3 separate regions of the Homo sapiens genome follow, and all the other regions are linked to region 1. A link is an interaction called in ENCODE POLR2A ChIA-PET data of the cell type or tissue named here. Cell type or tissue: GM12878. All regions are shown on one strand. Links, peaks and the distances in the headings refer to the core of each region. The heading gives the core; the rest is flanking DNA.

Evidence for each region. Peaks named below come from ENCODE experiments on the same cell type or tissue, not always from the same donor. Only the 100,000 strongest peaks of a DNase experiment are listed, where the experiment ranks them.
Region 2: POLR2A ChIA-PET joins it to region 1 with 5 read pairs; 3 of 35 experiments call an interaction of 5 or more read pairs at or near these places.
Region 3: POLR2A ChIA-PET joins it to region 1 with 9 read pairs; 2 of 35 experiments call an interaction of 5 or more read pairs at or near these places.

What each region holds. Positions count from the first base shown.
Region 1 is chr4:41,063,900-41,069,948 of GRCh38, forward strand. It overlaps APBB2 (amyloid beta precursor protein binding family B member 2), which reads right to left. Exons shown (of 18, transcript NM_004307.2): 4 at 1,677-1,774. Among named protein-coding and RNA genes, the nearest start is that of APBB2, 150 kb to the right of the region's middle. RefSeq lists enhancers at 1-272, 5,880-6,049. In GM12878, for the core only: no CTCF peak of the experiment used is centred there; a DNase peak (open chromatin) is centred at 2,372.
Region 2 is chr4:41,195,995-41,202,043 of GRCh38, forward strand. The region is part of intron 1 of APBB2 (amyloid beta precursor protein binding family B member 2); the gene reads right to left. Among named protein-coding and RNA genes, the nearest start is that of APBB2, 16 kb to the right of the region's middle. In GM12878, for the core only: no CTCF peak of the experiment used is centred there; no DNase peak of the experiment used is centred there.
Region 3 is chr4:41,217,797-41,223,845 of GRCh38, forward strand. It overlaps UCHL1-DT (UCHL1 divergent transcript), which reads right to left. Exons shown (of 3, transcript NR_102709.1): 2 at 3,541-3,688; 3 at 2,278-2,552. Among named protein-coding and RNA genes, the nearest start is that of APBB2, 6.3 kb to the left of the region's middle. In GM12878, for the core only: no CTCF peak of the experiment used is centred there; no DNase peak of the experiment used is centred there.

The sequences.
Region 1 (6,049 bases), core at 734-4,733:
AACTCCTGGGCTCAAGTGATCTGCCTACCTCAGCCTCCCAAAATGCTGGGATTTTTTTTTTTTTTTTTTTTTTTTGAGACAGAATCTCGCTGTGTCGCCCAGGCTGGAGTGCTGTGTCGCCCAGGCTGGAGTGCAGTGGCGCGATCTCGGTTCACTGCAAGCTCCGCTTCCCGGGTTCACGCCATCCTCCTGCCTCAGCCTCCCGAGTAGCTGGGACTACAGGCACCCGCCCCCACACCTGGCTAATTTTTTGTATTTTTAGTAGAGACGGGGTTTCACTGTGTTAGCCAGGATGGTCTCCATCTCCTGATCTTGTGATCCGCCCGCCTCATCCTCCCAAAGTGCTGGGATTACAGGCGTGAGCCACCACGCCTGGCCCCAAAATGCTGGGATTACAGACTTGAGCCACTGCTGGGATTACAGGCATGAGCCCAGCCATAACTTTCCTATAAAGAAAAAAACTGAGCTGCACAAGGTAATAGGACTTAAAGATGAATATGAATAAGCATAATTACAGAAAGGATATGGGGGCAAAAGCACTTATGGGGAATTACCCCAAATTTCCCCTGACTTGGAGCCAAAATTCCACAGGTTCCAAAGGAAAGCAACAAAAACAAATAAATATCTATACAGCTGCTCCAAGGCCAAAAGACTGCAGGGAGCAAGAAGTAAGTCTGAGACACACTGCCCTTCATAGAAATAAACATAGATCATTAAAGGGAAGAATCATTTTTCTCCCAGGTTAATCAGGGGTAACGACAAATAGGAAAAGGCTACAACTATAGCAGTTCCCAAAAGACTGCTGGAAAAACTTTAGTGTTGTGAGACATCGAAGGTCATCCCTGAGGGAACTGAAAGAGTTTCCTCCTTTGGAGAAGGCTAAGAAGTAAGAGCCAGGAACTCCCTCCCTAATACATATTAAACAGAGACATACCCAGGGGACCTCTCTTCTGGGTCCATGAATTTTGTGATTATAAAGGAATTCAAACAATCACTGTGAAACGTTTTTAATTTATGGCATTATTATCATTTCAAATGTTAACATATTGTGATGAAAAAGGAAAGCTTAAAAAAATAAAAGCCTGTAGAAGAATAGATACATTAGACCAGGCATGGTGGCTCATGCCTGTAATCCAGAAACTTTGAGAGGCTGAGGTGGGTGGGATCTCTTGAGCCTAGGAGGTCAAGACCAGCCTGGGCAACACAGCAAGACCCCATCTCTACAAAAAATAAACAAAATTAGCCAGGCACGGTGGCACATCTGTAGTCCCAATTGCACCGTAAGCTAAGGTGGAAGGATCACTTGAACCAGAAGTTCGAAGCTACAGTGAGCTGTGTTCATGCCACTGGACCCCAGCCTGGGCAACAGAGCAAGACCCTGTCTCAAAAAAGAAAAGAAAAATTTGGAAAAAAAGAATGGATGCACAGAAACAGAAAAAGGAGATTGTTGACATACACTTCTGGTCTTATAGGGCCACTTAATTACAAAAATCCTAATTTAGATAACATTTCTTACCATGCAATATTTAAAACTTACCCTAGAGCAATCCATTCTCTTGTATTTCTAAACATCCTTATTTAAACCTTTAAAGCTTTTACCAATTCAGTACTCTTGTGATATTCTACAATGAAAATTAAAGAGAAAAAAGCAAGAGAGAGACTGATCCCATACATACATGAGCTGCCTGGACAACAGTGAGCCCATAGCGACAGTCAACACATTGGCAGAGGCCTCGGCAGTTCCCAAGTCCTCAGGAAAGACTGAGATGGTTAGCTGTGGTGGGGGGAGAAAAAAAAAAGGTAGAAACAAAACAGAGACTTAGGATAATGACAGCTTTTTTTTTTTTTTTTTCATTAAAATGCTAATGATGACCACATATTTCCAGATAACCATGTTTATGAATTATTCATAGTCGCATGCAAGATGAAGTCTCCCTGTCACCGCAGGCAGGCCCAGGGCTTGCTGATGATTAGCATGCAGGCCCTGCAATAAGTGTGACAGAGGTGCAGGTCACTGGAAGGCTTGACCAGGGCTGGCCTTCTCTGACCCCCATCAAAAGTCCAGGCAATCTCACCTGCGTTTCCCTGATGCTTTTCTATTCTTCCTTAACATCAAGGAATAGCACTGCCTGGCTGTTTGCTCTGACATCTGAACTAATATCCTATAAAACTTTAAAAGCTTGAAATGAGGAAATTTTTTTTTCTGTATTGGAGAGGTTAGATGTCATGTTGATTGGAAAAAAAAAAAAACTTTTCAGTGACATATAACATATAGAAAATGCACACACGACAATGGACAGCTCAATGTATTTTCCGAAACTGAAAATACACCAGATGAAAAACCAGAACATTATCAGCACTGCAGAAGTCCCCTTCATGCTCCCTTCTAAGGGTGACTCCTACGCAGAAATTATTTTTGCCCATTTTTGTGGCCATCAAGTCGATTTACTGTCAGTTGATTTTTTATTTAAAAAACATATGCAGAACACCTACTATACACCCAGCACCATGCTAAGCACTGTAGCTACAAAGATGAATAAGATACCATCTCTATCTCTAAGGAAAGTGAAGTCTAGGGGAGGCAAAGGATGCACACAAACTGGCCACCCTAGGGCCATGGGATGAGCATAATCATTGAGATTCATATCAAGCATGGGCGTCTAGTCCAGAAATGGACAGGTCAGGGAGGCCTTCCAAGAAAAGGGGATGCCTAGCATGTCCTAAGGCTGGGTAGGAGTTAGCCGCGCTAGGGATGCGAGACAAGGCGATGGAAAAGGGAAAGGTAAGAAACCGCATGGTATAGTCCAGAGTTGCTGGCCACTCTCTAGAGTGAGGCCTGCAGAGTGAGGCCAGAAAAGAAGCCTGGAGCCAGATGGCAACCATGTACATGTCTCAAAGAACTCTGACTTTATCCTGGGTGTAAACAGCCACTGATGGGTCAGATCTGGGTTTTGGATGCATGATTCTCTGGGTGGATTTGAAGGGGGCAGGGTAGAGGCAGGAGACCTGTTCGGTTGTTACAATCATTCAGGGAGAAGGAAAGGGTGGAGATTAGGGCAGTAGAAGTAGGTAGAGAAGAGGAGAGAAGAATTAGTACTTGGAACCATCCGGAAGTTCAAAGCAGAACACTAGGTTTATTACACATGGGTGGATGGTAGTGACAACCAAGGTAGAGAACATAGGAGAAGAAATAAGGAAGACAAGGAATTTAGTTTGGGGCACTAGAAACTGAGGCATCAGTGGCTCACGCCTGTAATCCCAGCACTTTGGGAGGCCAAGGCAGGCGGATCACCTGAGGTCGGGAGTTCGGGACCAGCCTGACCAACAGGGAGAAACCCCATCTCTACTAAAAATACAAAATTAGCTGGGCATGGTAGTACATGCCTGTAATCCCAGCTACTCAGGAGGCTGAGGCAGGAAAATCGCTTGAACCTGGGAGGCGGAGGTTGTAGTAAGCTGAGATCGTGCCATTGCATACTCCAGCCTGGGCAGCAAGAGTGAAACTCCGTCTCAAAAAAAAAAAAAAGAGAGAGAAATTGAAGCGTGGAAGATTCAGGGGGAGATACTGAGATATTCTTGAGCGTAAAGCCTGGAGAAGCAGCTTGAGAAAAACATAAAGGCATAAAAGTGATTACAACATAGAAAGGAGCAGAGATTGTGTCAGTGAGTGACGTCACTGCAGGAACATAGACAGAAGGAGAACATTACAGGATCAGTGCAGAATCCTGGAGAACACACATAACAGAATGTGCAGAGGAAAACCATCTTTTGAAGAAGACCCAGGAAGAATGGTAGAGAGGTACCACGGGATAGAAAGAGATGAATAAAGATAAAAAATGAAAAGTATACCTTTGGATTTGACATTTAAGAAGTCACTGTCCACCTTGATGGAGAGCTGTTTTAGTGAAGTGGTGGAGGCAGAGATAACAGAATAAACAGAGCAAGTGGAAGAGCCCAGGAAAGGGAATGCGTGGCTGCTGGAAGAGACTAAGTGCTCACAGCGCATGGCTACAGGCTGAAGGACTCAGTTCAGGGGGAGAGGCTGAAAGTCTAAGGGGGAAGAGGTAAAGATGGCCTGAGATCTCAAAAGAGGTGGGCCAAAGGGTCAGGAGTACAGATGAAGGGACTGACCTCGAAGAAGAGGGGAGTCCACAATCCTCGGATATTAGAAGGAAAGTACAGTAGCTCCCCTTTGTCCATGGGGGATGCATTCCAGGATCCCCAGTGGATGCCTGAAATCATGGATAGAACCAAGCCCTATCTACCTATACTATGTTTTTTCCTATACATATGTACCGATGATAAAGTTTAATTTCTAAATTAGGCACAGTAAGAGATTAACAATGATACCCAATAATAAAATAGAGCAAGTGAATGTGGTCTCTATTTCTCATAACTATCTTAGTGTACTGTACTATGGGAAACTGCAATCACAGAAATGAAACTGGGTAAGTGGGGGCTACAGGAAAGATAAATCTGGCTATAGTAAGTTCATAATGAATAGTATTGGGATTTGGAGGCAATAGACCAAATTGCATCAATGTTTCTAGAAAATAGTTGGCAACGTCTCTTTGTTGAGAATGAGATGACAGGTAAATGGTCTGAGGACATGGATCTTGAAATTCTTGGTTTCTGGCAAGCAATCCCCCCAAATTAAAGTAGTCTAAGTCTGTTTTAAGGTAAACAAACAAACAAGGCAGTTTGTACCAAGATAGAAAAGAGCATTTATAAGTTTTACCCCTAAGAGTAGAACTTCAGAGTATCAAAAAATACTATTATAAGCAAAAGATCTGGAAGATGTCTTTTCTTAAAATGATCTCAGGCTTTGGGTGTCAACATTTCCAAAGGTGTACGTGTAGTTTAATTAAGCAAAACTATTACCAACCATCTTTTTTTTTTTTTTTTTTTTTTTTTTGAGATGGAGTCTCGCTCTGTTGCCAGGCTGGAGTGCAGTGGCGTGATCTCAGCTTACTGCAACCTCCGACTTCCTGGTTCAAGTAATTCTGCTGCCTCAGTCTCCTGAGTAGCTGGGATTACAGGCACATGCCACCATGCCCAGCTATTTTTTGTATTTTTAGTAGAGATGGGGTTTCACCATGTTGGCCAGGATGGTCTCGATCTCTTGACCTTGTGATCTGCCCGCCTCGGCCTCCCAAAGTGCTGGGATTACAGGCGTGAGCCACCATGCCTGGCCCTACCCACCATCTTAGAAAGCTTCTTGAATTGCTCCAATTCAAAGGTCCTTCCTACCATGGATAAACTACTGAAAATGAAAAAGAGGCAGACATTTGAGAGTAAAGGCAAGAAGGAAGGGAGAATGGGTTGGCAGTGGCACCTGCCACTGAGACTTCCTAGCTGCCTCTTAAAACAGTAGTTATGCCATCCCACTGTGATCTCCTGAACGCTTTTCCATCTAGGGTTTTAGCCAATTCAGAAATGGAGTGGAGTGACTTTATACTTGGAAAGTATCCCAGTAATGCCAAAGGAGCAAGATTCATTAGAAACCCGATGCGATGGAAAACACCTGGAAAAGCAGCTTTTATGTTCCCCAGACAGCCTTTGTGATCTCAAAAACTCTAAGACTGCTCTGCGGTTTGTCTATTCTGTTAACAGGAACAAGATCCAGGCCATTTCTGGAACTTGAAAGGATTTTAGAACCAATGCTATCTGCACTGAAGTCAGTCAGGACAGAGATGGTTTCAAAGGCATCAGATGCCTACTAACTGGAACACTCATCTCTGTATCCTCGGGGCATAGGATGTAGTAAGCAGTCAATAAATGTGAAATAAATCAATAAACCAATACATTAGTGAAAAGCTTTCACAACTAGGAGGTAAGGAGGCCAATTAAATGGTGAGAACAGAAATAGTCTATTTCTTCTTTTCCTACCCTAACTGACTCAAAGCAAAGCTGCAAATCACATTCAGCTGCATTTATACTTTTCACAGAAGAAAATCTTTATGAACTCATAAATATGAACTTGTAAGTAAATACTGCATGTTAAGTGGGAGGACTCAGAAATTATGAAACACAAGATGCCTCTTAAATG
Region 2 (6,049 bases), core at 875-4,874, 130 kb after region 1:
CCGAAACTACAAAAAATTAGCTGGGTGTGGTGGCGGCGCCTGTAGTCCCAGCTACTTGGGAGGCTGAGGCAAGAGAATGGCGTGAACCCGGGAGGCGGAGCTTGCAGTGAGCCAAGATCCCGCCACTGCACTCCAGCCTGGTCGACAGAGCAAGACTCCGTCTCAAAAAAAAAAAAATCACATCCCCTCCTAGCCCATCCCATGATCACCCATCCCCCCGTCTAGTTCATTTTTCATCACAGCACTTACAGTTTGTAATGTCAATTACGTACTATGGTTAGTTACTGTCTATAGTCCTGACACTGGGTGCAAGTGCCACCAAAGTTCAGATTTTCATCTGTTGTGTCCACTTACTATACCCCTAGCACCTAGTGGGTACTCAATAAACACATGCTGGATGAATACATAGGTAACCTTTGCCCAGCCACTTATTATCGCAAAGATTTTAAACACATTCAATGCAAAAAAATTCCATTATCACCATTTTGCTGTTTTTGTCTGGAACTTTCCAAAACAATTTTCAATTAAGCATCTCCCCCAAAACCTCACTGCCCCACATCCAGTGCTGGTCTTTGCTGTTCCTGTCGTTGAGAAAAGCCCCCTGCTTTTTTTTTTTTTTTTTTTTTTTGCAAGTGGGGAGAGGCTTAGAAGGTTTGACCACAAGTGTTAACAATTATCTCCAAATGTTGAAATTTCTAGTGATGTTTACTTTTTAGTCTCTTTTTGCCTGACTCTTGCCATCATGAGCACATTTTCCTTTCATGATCAAAGAAAACCACAATTGGAAATAATCCTCCTCTTCAAAAATAAAAATAAAACTAAGTGAGACCACAGTTGAAATCATGCATTTGCCATCATAGCTCTGAAATGTGTGGCCGAAGAAATCCCACACACTCCTTTCCCCCTCTGAACACAGCCCAAGTGAGGCGGCACCACCACGGAGGGTGTGCTCCAGCACTAGTTTTTTTAAATTGTATTAGTTCTGAACATAGACTGATGTCACTGGGTAATTTGAAGACAATTAACAACAAACCAAAACTATCTTTAAATTGATCACTTAAAGATACAGGTGGTTCACCAGATTTAACAACAAAATCATGTTGGCTCAACATGCCGGTTTATTTTTTTTATTTTGCCTAATCAGCAATCTGTACACAACTTTGTGCCAATGTCTGGCCTATTTTAATATTTTTTTCTCCTGCTCGAACAATATGCATGTTATTTTTTCCCCTCTTAATACCAGTGTTCAAATGGTGAAAGTTGTTTTCAAGAGAGTATATGGGCTCAGGGCCGCAGCATTTATCCAAGCCCACAGGAATCACTGAACTGAACTAAAAATATTTGATGAGCCTTCTTAATGCTTATCTTCCAATAGCAAATACAAGAATAATAACACTAATAAAAGCCAGTATTTTCTGAGCACTTATTTTGGCCAAACACTGATCTAAGCACTCCAAGTTATCTACCCAAAGCCTGTGATCCCCACTTAAAAGATGAAAATACAGAGGTACAGAGAGGTCAAGAAAGTGACTCAAGGTCATACAACAGTAACTGGCAGAATTTCAATCCTGGCTCCAGAGTCTATACTCTTGTAGCACTGTGACTGCTGGGTGTCTGCTGTACCTGCCAACGTCTTTAGAGATGCTTCCTCCCACATCCTCTAAGCTCTATTCTGCCTTTGTTGCCTGGCAAACTCCTACTTAACCTTCAAAACCCGTCTTAAAACAACTTTTCCTGATACTCCTAGGAGATTTAATCACACTCTTCTTTCTACCCCCATATTCTTTGTTCATATGCTATTTCACTAACATGTAGACGAATAAGTCTCCCCCATTTGACTATGAGCTCTATGTGGAAAAGAGCTCCATCTGATTTATGCATTAACTCCCTACACTTAATAAAATGCAAAAGAATGAATTTACAAATTTGAGGCCTTTCTGGTTTCATTTGATAATATAACAATATTCATTACGTGCTGACTATTCTAGGTACTTTAAGTATTTTAACTCATTTAATCCTTACAATAACCCTACTGAGAAAGGCGCTATTATTGTCTCCATTTTGCAGATGTGGAGGTAGAGAAATAATTCAAAAATTCTATCACTCCCCAAGGCCAGAGCTGATAAGAACTAGAATTTAAACCCAAGCAGTCTGGCTCCATATTCACCACCTCCCTAATACATGTCTCTGAGGTCCACAGGAAAGGCTACACCCAGCTCTTGCCCATAATGCTACCACAAGGAACATGTCCTTCTTCTTCATGTTAATGGAGGAATAAGCGCCTGATGGATCTAGGAAAGCAGGGATCCTGTCTGCCTGGGCCAACATGTACACTTACTGGCTAGCATATGGCCTGTCATTAAAGAGGAAGTTCAGGAGATATTTGTAGAATTATCAAAAATCATTTCCTTTTAGCTTTGAAACAATTGGTTTTTGAAATATAATAGCAGCAAGCACTGTTCAAAGTGCTATACATATATTGTTTTATCCTCAAAACAACTATAGGAAGATGGTGTTCTTTTTAGTCCTATTTTACAGATGAGTCAACTGTGGCACCATGAGGTTCAGTAACTTGCCCAAGATCACAGCATTAGAAGGTAAACCCAGGATTCAAACGCAGGCCGACTGACTCCAAAGGCTTGTGGATTAAGTGTCCTGTGGCTGCTGTAAGAAACTGCTATAAACTGGGTGGCTTAAAACAACCAAAATTTATTCTCTCTCGGTTCTAGAAGCTAGAAGTCTGAAATCAAGGTGTTGGCAGAGCCATGATCCCTCCAAAGTCTTCAGGAGAGGACCCTTCCTTGTTTCTTCAAGCTTCCGGTAGCCCCAAGCATCCCTTGGTTTGTGGCAGCACAAGTCCAGTCTCTGCCTCCATCTTCGCATGTCTTCCTTCTGTGTGTCTGTGTGTCTGTCTTTATACGACACTCTACCTGTGTGTCTGTGTCCAAATTTCCCTCTTCTTCTAAAGCTTAAAGCAAGCCAGGATAAGCAAAACAAAACAAAAACAAATTTCCCTCTTCTTATAAGAAAACCAGTTATAAGGAATTAAGAACCCTAACCTACTCTATCCAGTATGACCTCACCTTAACATCTGCAAAAACCCTTTTCAAAATAAGGTTACATTTGCAGATATGAAGTATTAGGACTTCAAGTTATATTTTTGGGGGGGACACAATTTAACCCAAACAGATGCCCTCAATAGAACTGACTCCAGAGATGCACAGAGATAACTCGAGTCTCTTTAACCAGTTACCTTATAAATGCAAGATTTGCCAGTTCTCAAACTACCCTTCAGAGTAAGGAAATGGTTAATGGTTTGAGATTCAAGGTTTCTCTTTATACAGGTAAATGGAACACATCCAAAACATACATGAGAAACTTTCTTTGTCATAAAAAAGCAAGTCTTTCCCTAGAAGAGAAGCTAGTTAATATACCAAAAAAATTCCAAGGGCAGTACTTATAATCTGCCTACCTGCCCACTGCTAATTTATTGTGCACCTCCTTTTCTTGCACTAAAGCAACACCTTTGAATTTTGACCAATGAACAATAATTAAATAATTTGATAAGAGCAACCTATAATCATTGATATTTTATTTGTTAAACTCTTAATAGAGGTGCCCATTTATTTTAAAAGCTTGTGATTCTTTGGGATCTACAGCTAACAGTTTAAGATTACATGCAACTTTCAAATTTTCATTAACCTGACAATAACTAGCCTTCAAGGAAAAACATAAATGAGGTACATAATTATTCAAGTAAAAGGGTATGTTTTGAATTTATCTTATTAATAGCTTCACTGTTCTTCCGGTGTCTAGTGGCAAACTTGTGCATTTGCTCTACATCAGCTATACTTTGTTCACTTCTAAATCATGAGAAATACATTCACCATGCACTGGCAGCCTGATTTCCTCTGTATGCTAGAAAACAAAGAAATTTCCACAATAGGCTAATTCAGAATTTGGCCCTTTAGACAGATTTGGGGAAATGATCTGGTATGAGTAATTGTTAACCAACCCACTTCAAGAATTACTCTTTGAAATCATTGTTAACCAACCCATTTCAAGAATTACTCTTTGAATGACATCAGACACAACTAAATGAATATATTACGCTAGCATCACCTACATGGTGAAAAGCACCACGTAAGTTCCTTAACTCACTTTAAATACCAAAATACAGCATTCAAGTCAAAATGCACTATAGAGCAAAGCTGGTCAAAGCAAACATTGTGGTGAAAATGACATTTCTGAAAATCAAATTCTTATCATAAAATTCAATCAGCTTTCTTGTATTCTATTACCCTGACTGAAATAGAAGAGGAAGTACTAACAGGTTATTCCAAAGGATAATTCAATAATTTTGGAAGAAATGAATGACCTATTTTTTTTTTAAATAAAATTAGCCTTTCTCTAGAAAAATTATACCACTATTAACATGGAATAATTTAGCAAGTAAAATTCTATTTTACTAGTACACCACATTAAAATGCAATTTTCAGACTAATATATTTACAGAGAATATTTTGAGACTGCCAGTTGCTCTCCCCTGGCGGCTGGAACTTATCCTCCGTGATTATCCTGAGCACATTCTCAGGACAGAATGCTCAATGATTTGAGAAATAACTGATTTTTTTTTCCTAAAGAAAACATCGCAATACCAGTTACAGCCTTTAAAAGTATGTGTCACTCTATAGAGCATGTAGAAATTTTCTTTGTTTAAAAAATGCAAAGTAGCTACAATTACAACCAAATACAGGTAGCACTTCTGACATCTTTCTCACACTGCTTGGTCCTTAGACCTCTCTATCGTCCTGGGGAATTCCCAGTGTTACAATCTAGTAGCTCTTGTGTTTTAAGAAAATATTCAGGGTGTGTGTACATGTGTGTATCTGTGCATGTGTATTCACATATACTGAGTGCTTTCTCCTTTGCAAATTCTGGCCCCTTAATCTTCATCTAGTGCAACTCTAGCTGCATGCTCTCAAACAACCTTAGTGTGCCTCACCTTCCCCATCTGTATTAGGAGATTATAACAGTATCTACCTCTTAGAAGTACAGCATCAAATGAGATAATCCATGCAGTGCATTCATCACAGTGACAGTTGCCTTATACGGAGGGCTCATTAAACACTGACCTTTATAATTCCTATAGGATCCCATAAGATTCCTGTAGGGAAAGGAGGTAACTTGTTTAGGGTTACCACGCTGATCAAATCAAACCCAGAATCAAATCCCAACTGATACATTTCCCAAGCCTATCAAACTGTAATATGAAGTATCAAACACAGAGGGACTGTCATCTGTATTTTCTGAAGATAATAAAAGGGAGGGGAGACAGGTAAGAATAAAAACCCAAACCATGTAGTTGAATAAAAAGCATTTTAAACCTACAAAAGGTGGAGCATCGCTAATCTGAAAATCTGAAATCCAAAATGCTCCAAAATATGAAACAAAATATGAAAAGTGGCTAAATATCTTGATTACTTGCTCTATATAGCAAGAACTTTCACATGTTATCACAGTAAACCCTTCCCACAGCATGGCCAGGTAAGTATCACTAAAGATATTTTACAGATGGGAAAAGCACACGTGGCTCAGGGAGAAAAAGCTGTTCACCTCAGGGCACCCACCTATATCCGTCTATCCCAGAGTAAGGCCTGAATTTAAACCCAGATCTATACAGATAAAGCCTATGCTCTCTTTAGAACAACATGGGCAAGAAAAAAAGGTTAGGCCAGCTAGTCACTTGGCTTTGAGAATACACTCAGCAGGGTAAATGGGAAAGGTGCCACAGTTTTTGAGAATATGCCAATCAAGTTCATTTTTACCAAATTATCTCCAAAGTGCAAGTCAGTAATATACACGGCCAAAAATACGCCCCACATAGATCATACCCAATTCACAATTTGAAACCTGTCTGGATGAGTAGCTTGGTGTCAAGTTCAGGTGAGTGGCGTCTATACCCTCCCAGCTCCTGGGGTCTGTGACTTCCCCGCTCCTCGGAGCTTCAGACCCAGCAGCAGATTGCACTGAGGTGAGAACATGCCCC
Region 3 (6,049 bases), core at 875-4,874, 150 kb after region 1:
TTGCAGTAGGATCTTGCCTGTGAATAGCCACTGCACTCCAGCCTGAGCCACACAGCAAGACCTCATCTCAAAACAAAACAAAAAAAACAGTATAACTACAAAACATCAAGAAATCTTCTGTGCCAACATTAAGAACTTCTAGTATTATTATTTGATTGTGTGGTATATGTGCAACGGTTTGAGCTTAAACCAAGGGAATTTTAATGATCACAACAAAATATCACGGTCATGATTTTCTTCTGTAATGATTTTAAATACTTTAACAATTTAGTAATCAAAGTGAAATAAAAAACAACTCAAAACTCATGCCTGCAATAAGATAAAATCTAATTCTTCAAAACTCTGTCTACCTTCTTATCTTGAGGAATGAATTTCTTTTTGGAATGTTCTGACAGAGATCTGGAGGAACACCTTCTATTGAAGCAAAAATAGAGTTGAGTAAATGTCAAAATGCAGAGGTACAAAATACACACTGTCACACGGTACTAGTTTTAGAATAGCTAACTCTTACTGACTATTTAGCATGTGCCAGATACTGGCTAAGCATTTTCCATAGGTTATTTAACTCAATCCTCACAACTACCCTATAAATGAAGCACTATTATTATCCCTATTTTATGGATAGGGAAAGTGAGGCTTGCAAATGTGAAGCAGCTAACTCAAGGCACAAAATATTCATTGGCAGAACTGGGATTTGAACCCAGGCAGTTTTCCTGGAGCTTGAGCTCTTAAATAATACTATGTATGGAAAAATGTAAATACAGAGAAAATGACTATAATGATTCTCAGATAAGAAAGGAGAGGGAGTATTGTACTTACTCTCCTAAAGATAAAACATAGTAAAATAAGTTTGTAGTCCACACTAGGAAAAAACCTTTTGCTAGCTAATAAATTATGGTCCCCAAATATAGGACCAATATTACCCAGAGGTATGAGGCAGATGATCAAATATCGAGTGATTTTTCAGGGGTACCAGCAAGGCCTCTTCTCTGATGAACCCTCTACGCCTGACTGGTTTCTCTAGTCCTAAACCATCCAATATGGCAGTCACTAGCCACATATGCTTATTTAATCTGAAATCACTTAAAATCAGTTAGAATTAACTCTTCGGTTCCTCTTTCATACTAGCCACATTTCAAGTGCTCAGTAGCATATGGCCTAATGACTACTGTATTGGATAATGTAAGTAAAAAGCATTTGCATCACTGCAAAAAATTGTATTCAACAGTGCTGCTCTGGGCCTTAATGTCATTAGGGCAATCCTTTAATCTCTCTTCATACTGCACTATTCCTGGGAGGACCATGTTTCCATGGTCTACCTTCCCATTGAGCTTCAGTCCTATTTTTCCAAACTAAAATTATTATTAGAGTGTAGAAAGGTACAAAGAGGTACAAAGCATAAAGTCCCCTACTATCATGGAAAGAATAGGGGCACTGGAGTAAGACCTTATTTCACATTCCAGCTCTTAGTAGTTGTGTGACCTTGGGCAAGCTACTTTACCTCACTGAATCTCACTTTTCTTATCTGCAAAATGGGCATGTTAATTTTTTCATTATAGGTTTATTTAAGATTAAATAACATATGTAAAGCTTCTGGTAGGCCTCACATAGGATGATTTCCTTCCTTCCACTCCTATTTCAGTTAATGACATTCCCCAATTACTCAGGTTTCTAAACTAGAAATCTCAGTCATCTTCAATTCTTCCTTCCTCCTCAACCACCCGCATTAAATTAATCACCAAGCCCTTTTGCTCCCAACTCAGGAATGCCTGCCTCTCAAATGTGGGCCTGCCTCTCTGTCCTCACTGTCCACTGTCCTCACTGTCTTTTCATGCATATTTCAGAATCCTGCTAACCAACCTTGATGACACCCATCACTCCCAATCCAAGCCCTTTCTTCACACCGCTGCCAGAGTGATCCTTCTAAAAAAAGGTGCTGATGATGTCATTCTTCTCCTTTAAAACCGCTGATGACTTCCAGTTGCTTAAAGATAAAATCTTAACTACTAAACTGAAGGACACATAATCAAACTCCATCACTCCATCACTGCTGCTTGTTTGGTTGGTAATAAAAAGAAAATTAAAAATATAACAACCCTTATTCCATTTCAAAAATATATTTGGATTCCTCTACTACCAACCTCTTTTTTCAGCCACCCCGTCCCCAGCTCATACCTCTCCCTCTACCCAACCCCCACTACACCCACACGCCAGCAACTTATGCCCATGAGGCATTCCTGCAAGCACGTAGTGGCCTTTCCCGACTCTGCCCTTGCACACAAATCTCAGGCTGGACTAACACTTTTACATATTCTTTATCTGGCAGAATTTTACTTACTCTCTAAGGTCCAGTTCAGATATCACTTCTTCTATAAAAGCTCCTTCAACTCCTTCAGGGAAAGGTGGACACCAGCTCATCTGTGATGCCATAGATTTGAGATAGATTGTAGATGCCGTATTTGGGCTACCTGGGTTTAAATCCTGGCTGCATCACTCTCCCACTGCTAGTTTTGGGCAGACGACTTAAACTCTTCACCCCTCAGTTTCCTCATCTGAAAACAATGATAATCATAGCATGAATATCTTATTGTTGTTACCAAGCATGTGAGATATTGCACGTGAAGCTCGTAACAATGTATCTGGCCCACAGGCAAGCACTCAATACAGATTATCTTCAAATTGTTCCCACTATTATTAATTATCCATCTTATCCTTTTGTCTCAATGTGAATTTTTTTTTACATTTTAAATAATTTTCAATTAAATTTTTATGTTTTACATTTACATTTGATTTTTATATTAAATACAAGTATTTTATTACAGAAGTACTTCATTATTTATTGATTAAAATTTAGGAAATTCAGATGACATGCCAAAGAGATTACATTCTCTATTGTATGAGACATCTCTTGGTTACAAGCAAAAGGAACTCATTCTGGTTAACTTACCCAGAAAAAATAATTTCTGAGAGAGTTGTCAGGCAGCTCACTGTCTCAACCCAAAGATGGAGAATCAGGTTAAGAAAAGGGTCGGGATCCATGGAGGACTGGCGGCAAATAACAGACAAGACCACGGCACAGTGTGTCACCAATGGCACAACCCCATGGGCCACTTGCTGTGGCCACAGTTCCTGAACCTTTGCAACTTAGCTGAAGTAGGAAGAGCATCTTATCCCCTCTCCCACTCACCCACCCCACGATCTTTACCTATATTTGGTCACACACAGGCCAACAAATCTTGCAGTTACAAACTTTGGTGCCTTTGCTTATGCCGTTCCTTTTGCCTGAAATAGTCTCGCTCTGTCACCCAGGCTGGAGTGCTGTGGCACGTTCATGACTCACTGAGGCCCCGACCTCCCTGGCTCAGCCTCCCTCGTAGCTGGGACCACAAGTGTGCACCACCACACCCAGATAATTTTTTTATTTTTCGTTGAGATGAGGTCTCACTATGTTGCCTAGGCTGGACTCGAACTCCTGAGCTCAAGCAATCCTCCCACCTTGGGCTCCCAAAGTCGTGGGGTTACAAGCATGAGCCACCACACCTGGCCTCCTCACTTCTTGATTCCAGAGCTTGCCATATGTTTTTGTAGCACTTCACACATAGTACAGTTAGATGTTGTATCATTCTTTGTTGCCATGCTGTAAATTCCTATCTTCAGCCACATCACAGAGAAGACACTTGATAAATATCTGTTTAGTGAATGAAAGGAAGAAAAAAATTAAATTAGTTTTTAAGGCACTGCACTAAGCACTTCACAAACATTAACTCACTGGGCACAGTGCCTCACACCTGTAATCCCAGCACTTTGGGAGGCTGAGGCCAGTGGATCACTTGAGTTCACAGAGTTTGAGACCAGTCTGGGCAACATGGTAAAACCCCTTCTCTACTAAAAATACAAAAATTAGCCAGGCATGGTGGTGCACACCTGTAATGCCAGCTACTAGGGAGGCTGAGGCAGCAGAATCGCTTGAACTCAGGAGGCAGGGGCTGCAGTGAGCCAAGATCACACCACTGCACTCCAGCCTGGATAACAGAGTGAGACTCTGACTCAAAAAACAAACAAACAAACAAACAAAACCATCCAAATGTTAACGCAATTTAGTCTCAATTTATAATAGTTTTTCCTCAGATAGGCTGATTACTCTTTTATAACAGAGGAAACTGAGGCCAAGGGAGTGAAATTACTTTCCAAAGGTCACACAGCTAAGGGACAGAGGCAGAATCTGAAGAAGGCAGTCTCGCTCCAGAGCACAGGCTTTCACCTAAAGAGATGTTATGACTCTGTGAAAGGTAGTACAGGGCCCTTTTTCTAGAAAAATTCTACCACATCTTTTTTTGTTATTTAAAGTGCTGACAGTGTCTTGGTAAGCAGAGAAAGCTAATTAAATGTTTCTGTACATTTTTAATATTGAAAAACATATTTAGTAAATTTCATAAACACGTATTCAATCATTCCTGAACAATGGTAATAGACAGCTCTATACACAAATTCATAGAAACTCAAATGAGCACAAAAGCACACAATAAAATTCATCACACTCTTTGTCTCTGCCCTTCCCCCAGGTTACCAGGAGTTGTTAGTGCAGACACTGGCATTTTATTGAACTGGTTCCGGCTACAAGGAATTTATGTTCTTATGCCCAGGGCAATCTCCTTCCCTGGTTATATGATATCTCTCACCACTCCTAGAATCCCTCTTTTGGTTATCATCAAACAGCAGAAACTTGACTCCAGAGCACCAATGTGCAGGGTGCCTCACAAGTAATTGTCTGCATGATAAGGGCAAGAATTTAAATCTTGTGAATAGAGGAAAACCATCACCTTCATGTTCACAGGGTACATAAATTACACCATCCAACCTGAAAAAATACTCCATTTTAAATTCATATAAACATAATTAAATAGGAATGGGGAATCTGAAATGAGGAACACTGAGAGAGAAGACATTTAAAAATAACTAGAAATCATTTACAAGAGAAAATGCTTTGCTCATCCCAGAGATAGATAAAATATATATTGCTAATTTGCAAAGACATTGATAGTCTTCTTGATCAAGCAAGGGATTTATAGTCTCCTTTCTCTATTTGTTCCTGCCAGTATCTTCACTTTTAAGTGCCTCATTACAAGGTCTGCAAAATAGGAAAAGAAAGGAAGATGGAGAAAAAAGATCTAAAGATTTCTTTTGCTTTTAAGAGCTTATTATAACAAGCAAACATTTGTCATTAGGTTAAATGAAAGAAAGCTAGCTCCTTACAAATATCTGAGATCATAAAAACCAAACTTGGTGGGGAAGGGACATTAGTATAGGAAGAGGTATGATTAAAAGTAATAGCACAGAATTAGTAGCTAATATGGAAGTTAGATATTAGCAAAAAAAAAAAAAAAAAAAAGATTCTTGGTAGGGTCAATTAGATAAAAGGAAAAACTTCAAAAGGATATAACAAGTGCTCCATCCCGTGAGACTTTTAGAATTAACCTGGACAAAGAGCTAGAATATATTTCGTAGAAAGCAATCTTTTCTGACAAGCTGGTAGATTAGCTCTAATTGATTTTTCCACCTCTAATTTCTTTGACTCGCTGAAATGCTATTTGTAGAAGACAAATGAGCTTTCCTTGAGGTTGAATTTTCTGTCTTTATTTTAATCAAATGAGATATGATTTCTCATGAAAATGGTTTCCAAGTCAATGGCTTTGCAAGTAATAATTTAACTCTTATTTAGACAATAAAAGTTTAAAAATCAAAGTTATAGCATTAGTAAACATGACAAATCACCATATATTTTCTTCCATCATGCACTGGCAAAATTCTTGGAATAAAGTTTCCAAGAAGTGAAGGAATAGGGTACAGGAAAAGTGGAGCAGGCTAATATTCTACCAGTTTTTACCTTTTTGTAAAAGGTAAAATAGCTTCATATCCTCTCTAGAAAGTTATCACTAATAGAAAAACACTTAGTTCTGTTGAAATTATGTTAAAGTTTGTATCAGATAACAGTTCTGAGAACATTAGGTACAATATCGTATGCATGTTATTTATGTTATTTGTTGTCATA